2 separate regions of the Homo sapiens genome follow, and region 1 is linked to region 2. The links are chromatin contacts, found by Hi-C or POLR2A ChIA-PET in ENCODE. All regions are on one chromosome and are shown on one strand. The core of a region is the stretch at or near the end of the contact, and the rest is flanking DNA. Distances in the headings are between cores, read along the strand shown.

Region 1 (6,530 bases), core at 3,692-6,191, 37 kb after region 2:
TTTCAATTCTTATTATAGTTTGGGGGACTTTATTTGATAAGTATTCAAGTTGTAGTAATTGTTTTAGCTGCATATTTTACCGTGATCCTTTTTGTTTCTAAGTAGTGTCTTCCATAGCTAATCATTATGACCTCGATATTAATCCAGTTTATTTTCTGCTTAACTTTCTGCTCACAATTTGTTTTAAGCTATGCTGTAAAGAATAAATTCAAGTTGGAATTGTTTGATAAAATAAAGCAAGTTTCTCACTAAAGGAAAACAATAAGTATATTTAATTTGTGTAACAGGATGCTATAAATTATGTGGCCTTGGTAGACTGAATTATCTATAGGGAAAAGAGAGGAAGCCATGGAGAGACAGGACTGGGGATAGGGCCACTCGCCTGGCTGAAGGGCTGGGTTAGTCTAAGTTATAGTACCTAAGGAAGGTGCCATCCTGGTTGGGTTCACCATACAAGAGTTCCAATGAAGTTGGTGGGATGAGGCAGTAGGAGCATTTAGCCCAGTGGTTCTCGACACTTGGCTACACATGAATATCATTTGCAGCCAACAGACACATGAAAAAATGCTCATCATCACTGATCATCAAAGAAATGCAAATCAAAACCACAATGACATACCATCTGATGCCAGTTAGAATGGCAATCATTAAAAAGTCAGGAAACAACAGATGCTGGAGAAGATGTAGAGAAATAGGAACGCTTTTACACTGTTGGTGGGAGTGTAAATTAGTTCAACCTCACATCCAGAGACTGTCATTCAATTCATCTGGGGCGTAGTTTTGGTGTCCAAAGCACTCCCCCAAGGAGATTCTTAACCGACAGCCATAATTGAAAACCATTAATTTTATCAGGTGTTGTGATAGAGCAAAGACATTAGACACGCTGAGTTGTATGAAAGATGACATGGGCCAGCTGCTTGGATTATGATGGTGGAAAGATACCTAGAGCTAAGGATGCTGGGTTGAGCAGTAAAGTTTTTGTTCTAGTGAAACAATCAAGAAACCAAGTGAGCAAAGTAGTTACACTGACTGAATAAATAAAACAGGTGATGAGATAAATTATGAAATTTATAATAAGTGAGTGGTTACACACTAGACAGCTACAAAGCTCAGGGGAGTAAAAATCATTGAGCAAGTGAAGAGGCTTTTGGACATATTTAGCTACCATCAGAGTGCTTATTAAACTTCATTAGTCAGTGAAAACTATTCCCCGAAGATATTTTGAATTTATTCCACTGCTACTGCCCCTTAGGAAAAAATGATTATATAATTAATAAAAACAAAAGCTGGACTGTGAGAGAATAAGTGTATGTGTAAGAGAGTGTATAAATCATGATGTTGGTTTTCTTAGGAGGGAGGTTAGTTTTGATTTCATAATACAAACTAATGGAAAGAAGAGCAAACAGGCAAAAATAGCCTATTTTTAGTACCTTCATTGTTTGGAGAAATCTGTTTCATTGAGTCAGTAAATGTCAAGTGTCTACTATGTCCCAGGTATTGTTTTAGCCACTGGAGATAAAGCCGTGAGCAAAATATAAATGAGCCCTATCATCACAAAACATATATTATTATATTTTTGACATACTTTACAAAAATCAATAAAATAATTACGTTTAAACAAATAGAGAATCCGCTTCTGAACAAGACTAGGTTGGTAGGAAATGATATGTAACATCCAGGTCAAGCAATATTCTTCTCTTAATCCTTTAGCTAGAGTTGGGACTGTTTTATGTGTCATTATTTGGTAGATTGCATCCCTACCCTTTCACCCCGTCATACTTATTCACCCCAACCTTCTCAGCACACACAACTTGATTTTTCTAAAATGAATAATCTTGGTCCCAATCTGGGTTTGCATACACTTTTTTTTTCAGTTTTTATTATCTTGATGTTTGTCATTGGATTTATTTATTCACTTATAGGAATAAATGTAATTTGAACCACTATATTATCTTCTTTATACGTTGACTCATATCAGACCACTGGCCTTGACATCAAACCAACTTGGCAGATAGCAAAAATAATATAACATGGACAAAGTTACGTCTTTCATAGTTTGCTTTAAACTAGAGTCTTGGCAACCAAATTGAAAATACTTGAATAGTTTCAGGGTATGAGATTAAAATACAGATTGCTCAAAATTGATATTATTGAAATAATACAAATATATCCCATAGCAATATTTGTAAATATTCATGATGTGTCAAAATAAAAGCAGCTACCATTCCCATAGGGACAAATTTGTTACCAAAAAGGACAGTATTTCCCTTAGAAAATGGGAAAATGGAACCACTAAATACAATTAAGCACACCTATTCTAGAAAGTTTATATTTGCTCCAGTGTATTATCACATTTTTAATGCTGATTAAGTACACAAATACTAAATACTGTATTGTTTAATTGTGGTTTCCCACCAAGAACTCTAAGTCAAAATGGTAATGGTTCCAGTATTCTAGGATCTCTGAAAAACCGGACAGCTAAGGGTACTCCCCTTTAGAAATGTTTAACTATCTCTTAAGACATTCATTTGATTAATTAAAGAGCTTCTGCATGGCAAAAGAAACTACCATCAGAGTGAACAGGCAACCTATAGAATGGGAGAAAATTTTTGCAATCTACCCATCTGACAAAGAGCTAATATCCAGAATCTACAAAGAACTGAAACAAATTTACAAGAAAAACACAAACAACCCCATCAACAAGTGGGCAAAGGATATGAACAGACACTTCTCAAAAGAAGACAACTATGCAGCCAATAGAGACATGAAAAAATGCTCGTCATCACTGGTCATCAGAGAAATGCAAATCAAAACCACAATGAGATATCATCTCACACCAGTTAAAATGGCAATCATTAAAAAGCCAGGAAACAACAGGTGCTGGAGAGGATGTGGAGAAATAGGAACACTTTTACACTGTTGGTGGGAGTGTAAATTAGTTCAACCATTGTGGAAGACAGTGTGGCAATTCCTCAAGGATCTAGAACTAGAAATACCATTTGACCCAGTCATCACATTACTACTTTATGTAATTATATAAATCATGCTACTATAAAGACACATGCACACGTATGTTTATTGCGGCACTATTCACAATAGCAAAGACTTGGAACCAACCCAAATGTCCAACAATGATAGACTGGATTAAGAAAATGTGGCACATACACACCATGGAATACTATGCAGCCATAAAAAAGGATGAGTTCATGTCCCTTGCAGGGACATGGATGAAGCTGGCAACCATCATTCTCGGCAAACTATCACAAGGACAGAAAACCAAACACCACATGTTCTCACTCATAGGTGGGAATTGAACAATGAGATCACTTGGACACAGAGCGGGGAACATCACACACTGGGGCCTGTTGGGGGGTGGAGGCCCGGGGGAGGGATAGCATTAGGAGATATACCTAATGTAAATGATGAGTTGATGGGTGCAGCAAACCAACATGACACATGTATACCTATGTAACAAACCTGCACGTTGTGCACATGTACCCTAGAACTTAAAGTATAATAATAAAAAAAGATGTTCATTTTATCATATGAATTTTCTCTTTAAATTGAATCTTTAAAACCCATAATAATCAACAAATCTAAAAATATTTCAAATAATATTTAGAAATTTATGGTAGCAAAATGTATTTATTCTTATTTATAAATGTACCATGAGTCATGTTTTAAAAGTCCACAAGAAATTTAAATATTTGACATTGAAATATTTCTTTATAATGTAACCCCTGTGCATCATATAGTAAATTAGCTTCCAGATTGGTAATACTAATATTTTCACTTCTAAACCAATTTTAATTTATATTACAGATGTTTCTCCAAAGTACCACATACTCAACCACTGCCAAGACCCTCATACACTGTAACAAACAGAATCATTTTAATAATATTAGATAGCACACTCTACAAATCATGAGTTAGACTAATTCCATGGGGATATAGAGGCTGTAAATTAGAATATTTGCTTTGCATACCACACAATACATTATTATACTATACATTATCGTACTGGATTAACTTTTAGTGAAAAACAAACAATGGTGCTTTACAAGCAAATTAATCAATGAAATACATGTTTTAACTGAGAACAGCCTTGTCTCTTCTGAAAAAGTGTTGGAAACAGATTCAAGTAAGTAAGCATAATATTTTAACGAAAGATTCAAAAGCCATGCCATGTGCAGAACTAACTGCAAAACCTTAGTCAAATCACTGCATTCTTCCTTCATTCACCCATTCATAAGCCACTGATTATATACTGTGCCAGGAACTGTGCTAGTTTCTGGGAACACAAGAATGAGTGAGACAGAATTCCTTACCTTGCAGAGTTCACTGTCAAGTGGGAAAGCAGATCAGTTAAATAAAATATTTACAATATAGATATCACTCAATATTTGAAGTCCTACCCTCTAAATATTTGGTATAGTTAATTGCAAAAAAAAAATTGTTTACTCAAAATTCACTATGTGAATTGTAAATTTACTATAAGGACCTCAAAGGCACTCCAACTAAAATGATTACCTTGCACCAGCGTCCTTTCCAGAAGCTGTAAAATATACAACAGTATCTCCAATGTTCTCCTGATAGGATTGTATCTGTGTTCCAGTTGTTTTAACCTGTTGTACATTATCAGTATCACTTTTCCCACCCTTTCTTGGAGATTTTAACAATTTGGAAAATGCAAGCAGTGGCACCGACATTCTTCATTTATATCACAGCACTTGTTTTTTTACATTGTAGAAAGAAACATAATTGGAAAAACCTGCTGTATTAGTCTGTTCTCACCCTGCTAATAAAGACATACCTGGGACTGGGTAATTTATAAAGGAAAGAAGTTTAATTGACTCACAGTTCCACATGGCTGGGGAGGCCTCACAATCATGGCAGAAGGTGAAAGAGGAACAAAGTCACGTCTCACCCGGCATCACGCAAGAGAGCTTGTGTAGGGGAACTCCTATTTATAAAATCATCAGATCTCGTGAGACTTACTCACTACCACGAGAACAGTATGGGGAAACTGCCCTCATGATTCAATAATCTCCACCTGCCCCTGCCCTTGACACGTGGGGATTATTACAATCCAAGGTGAGCTTTGGATGCAGACACAGCCAAACCATATCACCTGCTATTCAATATCATGGGCTATTGCCCCAAAACACACCTGAGTTAATCTAGTATTGAATTATTATGTGTTATGCTTCTGGTGTTTTAACTGCTTTATGTTATGCAGACATCTTGGTAGATTGTAATTTAGGCATTTAAACAGGTTTTTATGATATCTGGGGAAACTAGAATTTTGGATAGTAGCTAGAAGTGCATTATTATCTTTCCTACTGAAAATAATGAAATATAGACTTCTATTATTTGTGAACTTAGACACTTACAATATATTTTGATAAAAAATTAGAATCAGATTGAGAGGCCTGAATTTGAGCCTCTATCTGTGATATTAATACTACCAGTCTTATTCTTTTATTGTTTGCATTTGCCTAGTATCTCTTTACTTATTTCTTTATTTGTCACTTTATTTTTGGAGAGTGTCTTATAAAAAGTACCTTTTACACAAACTGAGGATCTTTCTTCTTTTGCTATGGCAATTTAGTACATCAGCATCCAAGTTAACAGGTAAGATATTTCTTATACATTAATTTTATTTTTAGAATTTCTTATATTTCGCAGATTCTTTTTCCTTCTCTTTCAGATTCTTTACTTTGGCTGGATTGACAAAAGTTCCTTTCAATGCAGTCCCCCACACACCAACTGCTGCAATCATTTGGAATTTCAGGGACTCTTACATGTTCACCTTTCAACTCTGAGGGCATCTATGCCTGCTTATTGAATGCTTGTAAACCCTGATGTGTAAGAGAAGTTGGCTGATGTCCAAATTGCTGGATCTTTAACTGTCCATGTAGTTAAAAAGAACAATGTCCCAAATGTACACATTCTTCCTGAAGACTCACAATCACAGCTGTATCTGAGCTCATCTGCCAGCCCCAACAATCAGGGTTATTTTAGTGGTTAGTTGTCTAAAATGTAGTAAGCAATGAGATGGGAGGAAGAGAGTACCAGAAACATATACTCAGGCTACAATTTTCTTTATTAGTTTTAGTTTGTATTGGATTGTCATGTTCTTAGCCCTCTGGCACTAAAGTTGTACATTTCAACTTTCTCAGGTCTCAGTATCACAGAAAACAAATAGCAAATTCTTCTCAATTCTAAGTGCTGTAAGGAGACAGAATGTTGAGTTAAATTTTTATTAGTTTTTGCTATTTCAAAATAAAACAAGAATAATACAGTCACTCCTATTGAGAATACATTTCTATTCAGAATGCCAAAATAATTTTAAGTCCTTATATTTATTCTTTATAGCAACATTTATATGCATTCATTATTCCAAGTATATTCCCATAGTAACTCTGTGAGAAAAGAAATAGTCATTAAGTCTACCTTACAGGTAAAGAAACTGAGGCTGAGTGATTTTAAATGACTTGTCCAGCTCATATAACCAGAAAAAGGCAGGC
Region 2 (6,228 bases), core at 690-3,189:
TTCAATGGCCTATAAGTTATTCATTTGCTTCTTACTAGTTTTAGCATTTGTGATTGCAAAGAATAATTCATTAGTTGCATAATTACTACCAAAAATAAATTATTCAATATATATACCTAGAGAAATTTTCTTCATAAAAGGTTAATTCTGTGTATCTGTTAATTCATGCCCATCTCAGAAAGTATACTCTGTCTGTTTGAAAGGACCATTTTGAAGATTTAATGAATCTTAAAATCTTCTTAAGTTCCTGAATACATTATTGACCAATCAAAACTTTGCTGAAATGTCCACTTACCCTCTGATACACTTAGGTACTTATCATACTTCAACAGATCTGATTGATCAAGATTATAGCTGAGACTTGGCTAAAATATTGGCAGATGTTTCCTTATAAAAGTTCACTTCTGAAGACATTACAGTCTTAAAAAGCTGTCATTGATATTTGAAAGACTACCTTATATAAGTGATGTGCTATTCTGATTTAATTATGAAAGCAAATGGAAAGCTAAGGGGTTTATACTCTGGAATGTGAAATAATGGTGTTAAGCCATCATGTCTCAGTTTTTTGGATATAAAGGAGTAAAAGTTTGTCTTGTTAAGCATTAAATGAATGTCAAAAATATGGAAACAGAAATTGGAATTTGGGGTTTGTTTGCTGCACCAGGTGGACTCCAGCTATCAGAACCAATAAAACACCTGTTGAATCCTTTAGAATAGGCATGTTATACATTTGTTTTGACCATTGGGACATAAGAGGCAAATACGACAATCAGCAACTTCACTGAAGGCATCACCAAGTTACACACTCCTATGAATTCTTCATGTAAATCTAGAATAAAAATGAACAAATTCATAACTGTTCAAGGTATGCAGAATTTCCAGACTTCCACATTGTCTCTTATTTGGCCTATAATCATCTTAGAAATACTCATAAAGCTCTGAACAAGTACTACAGTATAAGCTTTGGGAAGAAAGTTGAAGGTTAAAGAGTGTGTGTCAAGCGAACGTGCAAAATAGGTATTGTACCATAGACACTCCTTTTCTCCTGCTAAAAACATCCTTTTTGTCTCTAGCCATTCAGTATCCTCATGTTCCCTCAGCTACATCTGTGATAATAAATAGTCTGATAAACTCATCCATTCCAAAAAATCACTGATGTGCTGTTCAAAGGAAATTTTTAGCTAAAGAGAATTACTGGACAAGTAATGATAAAACCTAATCATTGCTAATAAATATTATTGGAGCAACTAAAATGGTACAAAAAGACATTTGGAGTCAGGGACACATTCCTAGTATCCTTTAAATCACAGCATATTTTACTTCTATGTAACACTGAGCTTGTTTATTTTTCTATTTCTTTTTATTTATTAATGTCTATGTTCTATTTATCTGAACTCAGATTTGGTATCAGCAGCCGACCTAGGCTTTCCTTACCAAAATAAGTTAACACAGGTGAGTGTCCAGATACTCAAGATTTACATACCAGGTTCACACATTGCTAAATCTAAACTAATTTTCTTTTTATTCTATTTCAAACTCCACTACTGAGCCACCCAGTGAACTCCATGTTTCCATTACAAAGCCAGTACTAGTAGAAAAGCCGTGACCTGTAAGAAGAGCTCAAAATAATGGTGGAATAAAAGGGAAAAAATGTCAAAAGAATTCATTAGGTTATAATAAAGTTGTGTAATAAGGACATCACTAAAATTCCACAAGAAATTCTTACATAAGAACATTCAAGGAAACACCTGTACACTACCTTCCTATACTTGTTCTTATGAGAGAAATAGTGATCCATGATTTATAAATCCAATAGTACTTAATACAGTCAGAAAGTTGTATTTATCCCATTATTCCCTTTGTAACTTTTTAATTCTCTCACTGCCTCTATCAGCCCTCAGGGGATACCAGCTGTGTTTCAGGACCCATAAAGAACCTGATTAGAGAAACAGGATATGAGAAAGCTAATTATAGATGAAGGCAATTCAAACTACAAAATAGCTACAGGAAAGAAAACATTTGGCCAAGATGAATTTGGCAAAATGAAAAAGTGCACAGCCATCTTCTGCTAGGCCTATCCCTAGGTAAGAAGAAACTAGAACCCACCCCCGACTACCTGCAAAAGGAAAATTCTTTGGGAAAATATTTTTAAATGTGTTTTCTAAGTCACACACAGAGAGATATTGTAATTACCCAGAGGAAATCTGGTCACTCAACTTCCTGTTTCTTTCTTATCTTTCACTCACAAAGTTACATAAAGGTAGGTGGAACTATCCAACAATAAACCAGACTGATAATTATTACAGTGTGCTTAATGACAAGTAAAAAGTGCACTTGCTCTAAGTCAGAGCTGCCAACTTGAGAATAAAGAAAAGATCTGAAGACAAACATAATAACTCAGTGATTAGACTGAGGGCAATGATGCTATTGCCATGGAAACCATTGAAAAGTACCCAAAATGTATTGTAAATACCATCTCTTTGTTGTATTACTTATTTATTTGTCAAAAAGCTCTCTAATGTGTTCAATAATATTAATTGAGAAGAACAAATATTTTAAAGGTTATGTCTCAAAATATTTTGTAGCCAATATTCTATGAACAAAATAACATGAAAAATTGGCAACAGGATGGCAGTAAATTCCGAAGTTTGGAGGTATGCTTAATTGACTTTGGTTTTGCCTGGAATTTCTTGACAGAGATATTGTGCCCTGGCAATACAAACATGCCTTATATATAACATGAAATAGTCTCTATGATTTGCATGTGCCAACATAGTATTTTCTAATGTCATTTAATTGCTTTTTTTTTTTTTTTTTTTTGAGACGGAGTCTCTCTCTGTCCCCAGGATGGAGTGCAGTGGCACTATCTCGGCTCACTGCAAGCTCCACCTCCTGGGTTCACACCATTCTCCTGCCTCAGCCTCCTGAGTAGCTGGGACTACAGGTGCCCGCCACCATGCCTGGCTAATTTTTTGTATTTTTAGTAGAGACGGGGTTTCACCGTGTTAGGCAGGATGGTCTCCATCTCCTGACCTCGTGATCCGCCCACCTCGGCCTCCCAAAGTGCTGGGATTACAGGCGTGAGCCCCCGCGCCTGGCATTTAATTGCATTTTTAACATTTCATACCATCGGCCTCCTTTCTTCTGTTTCTAAACAGAATGAACGTCCTAAAACAAGAAAATTAAGCAAGATATCTTCTGTTGCACAACCTGTTTTTGTTCATTACCAATTTAAATTAACTTGACAATCATTGAATAATCCCAACAAAGTGGTATTAGGTGCTGAAATAGCAATGGTGCTATTTAAAATTCATAGATGATGACACACAGTAAGTACTAAATAAATATTTTGGAATGAATGAATCTATTATTAAAAGTCCCACAATTAAAACATCTTTTCACAAATTCCAAATCTGCTCTTCTAGATCCATGAACCAACCAAGATTTTTTTTTTTCTTTTGGTCTATTTCACTACTCCAATTTATAAACAGACATGAAAACCCCAAACAGCTTTCCTCTCTTTCCCTAGGAGGGCACCTATCACAAATATCAAGGATTTTATTTGATTTTCACATTATGCCAAAGTAACACCAATAGCTTAGACTCAGAATTTCTACCTAACTTTAGTTGCACATAATGTCTCTTCCTGTCTTAGAGAAAAAAGATCGATGTCAGTATTGATTCACTTAACACTAAGGCCTGACAACATAACGTAATTGTAAAATAGCCTCTCCATCATTTCAACAAATTGGAGAGAAACATCTTCAAAAACACAGTTCATGAACACATTTAGGAACTCTATAAAAGAGGCACATATGTGTGGAGACAATTTTTGGAACTACAATTTTGTGATTCCATGGAAAAAATAGCTAAACTACGTTTCAACACTTGCAATTTTTAAATAATTACAGTTCCCACCTGTGTGCTAAGATTTCTGGTTGTAAAAATGTGGATGCTGGCTTATTCTGCAACAAAACTGAAACATAATAATGAGGACAATGGATTCTACTTCTAGGATTCCCCTCCCTTAGGGATTACAACTTCTTTTCAATGGTTCACTCCATTAATCCTTATACCATCCATCCAAGTTGGGCAGGAGGTAACCATATCATCCTGGTTCTATACACAGAGGAACTGATCTGCTGAAAGATTAAGTGATTTGCTTGCAATCAGACAATGAGCCAGAAATGGAGTGGGGCAAAGGAACATGGTGTGACAAAAAAGACTAAGGATAAAAAGCAATAAGGAAAGTAGGGAACCTGGTGTACTAGTCAACCCATTGCACTCAATTGGAGTTCTAAATGTATAACCAAACCACAGAAAAAAGAAAAAAAAAGTAATATTTGATGGAGAAGCAGTGCAAGAAGGTCTCATGATTATGAATTTTCAAAACTAAAGACAGCAATTTTAAACCACAATAAACATGCGGCAAGATAAGCTACCTGGCTGACACTGAGCTGCAAATTCAGACTCCCAATGCTTTATGTTTATGTCTCTTGTAAAGTTACTTACTACATATTCTGGAGGACTTTATAATTCCATCATCATGTCAACAAGTGCTTTCATTTGTGAACCAAGGCACATAAGACCTCTTAATCCCCAAACTGAATGTTTCCCTGTCTCTTCCATTTTATACCTACTTAATTGTTTCACCTCTTTCTTAGTCACCTTGGCTAGGCACTATAGATCTCAAAGCATTTTGGAGTTAGATAGAATAGCTTAAAAAATCACTTAGTCCTACGTTCTGCAAAGGATTAAGTAAATCAAATATCCCTCAAAAAAAAGTGTGTGGTCAAGTAAGTATGTAAAACACTTCGTTTTCAACTCCTTTTTAGAGTTTTACAGTACATGTAAATACATTAAGTGTTCTGACATGTTAACCTGTAAATAAACTGTTTCATTTGTTAAAGTCAAATTTTCAAAAATATTTACCCATCAAACCATTATTGTGCAAGTGTATCACATCTGTATAACACCTGTGGAACGTATTTGGGAACACATATAAAGTCTAACTCATTTATTTCACATTTTACAGAACACAGAGGGAGAAATAAATCATGCGCCCAAGGTCACAACAGCTAACAGGAACAGAGGCAGGATGTGCAGTGAGGTCTCCAGAATCCTAAACCTGTTTTCTTTCCATTAAGTCATTCTGTCTTTGACTCTTTCCTCACTTTTAACATATAAATCTGGCATTGTATTTTATCTATTATATCATGAATAGGTTTTCTGAAGAAAATATCCTCTTTCCATTCTCAATATCAATTAATTCTTTCTGTAGTTCTTAAACTTGGAAAATTATCAGAATCAACAGAAGGGCTTTTTATTTTTATTTTTGCCCCAGAACTGAGCAGATGGAGGAGCTTTTCAGAAGTAAAGATTCCTGGGCTTCAGATATATAGAATCAGAATCCCAAGGGTGGGAGCCAATATCACCTAGCTATGCATAAGTGATATTGGTGAGCCCTAAAGTATGAGAATTTATTCCTTTAGAGCAGAATTTAGTGGGTCTAACATCTTCCTTGGGGTATTTTTGAAAAAGTAGATTAAGCCTTGTGCCTAGAAATTCTAATTTTGTAGATCTGGGATGGACCCTGATAATTGGAAGTTAACAATAATTTTCCCCTTTGCCCCAGGTAATTCTGATATACATGGACCTTAGATGATGACTGCATTTGCCTGGACTTCTACATTGTTATCTTCTACATTCCATCCCATTCTACATACCATCTGGGAGTTATTTTTATCAAATATGAACATGGTGTCATGTCTCTGCTTAAAATCGTTGGCGAGGCTGGGCACGGTGGCTCACACCTGTAATCCCAGCACTTTGGGAGGCCAAGGCTGGTAGATCACCTGAGGTCAGGAGTTCGAGACCAGCCTGACCAACACGGTGAAACCCTGTCTCTGTCTCTACTACAAATAAAAAATTAGTCACGCGTGGTGGCACATGCCTGTAATCTCAACTACTCGGGAGGCTGAGGCAGGAGAATTGCTTGAACCCGTATGGCGGAGGTTGCAGTGAGCCGAGATTGAACCACTGTACTCCAGCCTGGGCAACAAGAGCGAAACTCTGTCTCAAAAAAAAGAAAAAAATCACTGGATAAATGCTGACCTACTTAATAAGGCATTCAAGTCTTATCTCTGCAGACTGATTGCAACCTCCCAAAGAGACATCTTACACTCTAACCCTAAAAAGTTTTGTGCTGTTCCTATACATGCCTTGCTT

What was found. A loop is a pair of places that touch in the nucleus more often than their neighbours do. ChIA-PET counts read pairs that join two places held with the same protein, here RNA polymerase II (POLR2A). Pooled maps may share reads with other maps.
Region 1: a map of B cell shows a loop between it and region 2 (2.9-fold over the local background). The contact joins two enhancer-like sites. A Hi-C loop is called at or near these places in 1 of 168 maps with a recorded cell type or tissue (B cell), 1 of 37 single-sample maps with no recorded cell type and 3 of 50 pooled maps. POLR2A ChIA-PET finds 5 or more read pairs at or near these places in 2 of 52 experiments (CD4-positive, alpha-beta T cell and activated B cell).

What each region holds. Positions count from the first base shown.
Region 1 is chrX:113,779,995-113,786,524 of GRCh38, forward strand. No RefSeq gene overlaps it. Among named protein-coding and RNA genes, the nearest start is that of XACT, 170 kb to the left of the region's middle. Within about 2 kb of position 4,942, at least 2 of the 41 ENCODE cell types and tissues checked have a DNase peak (open chromatin) inside an H3K27ac peak, as active enhancers do; they include B cell, where a contact is called at or near this core.
Region 2 is chrX:113,745,537-113,751,764 of GRCh38, forward strand. No RefSeq gene overlaps it. Among named protein-coding and RNA genes, the nearest start is that of XACT, 130 kb to the left of the region's middle. Within about 2 kb of position 1,940, at least 2 of the 41 ENCODE cell types and tissues checked have a DNase peak (open chromatin) inside an H3K27ac peak, as active enhancers do; they include B cell, where a contact is called at or near this core.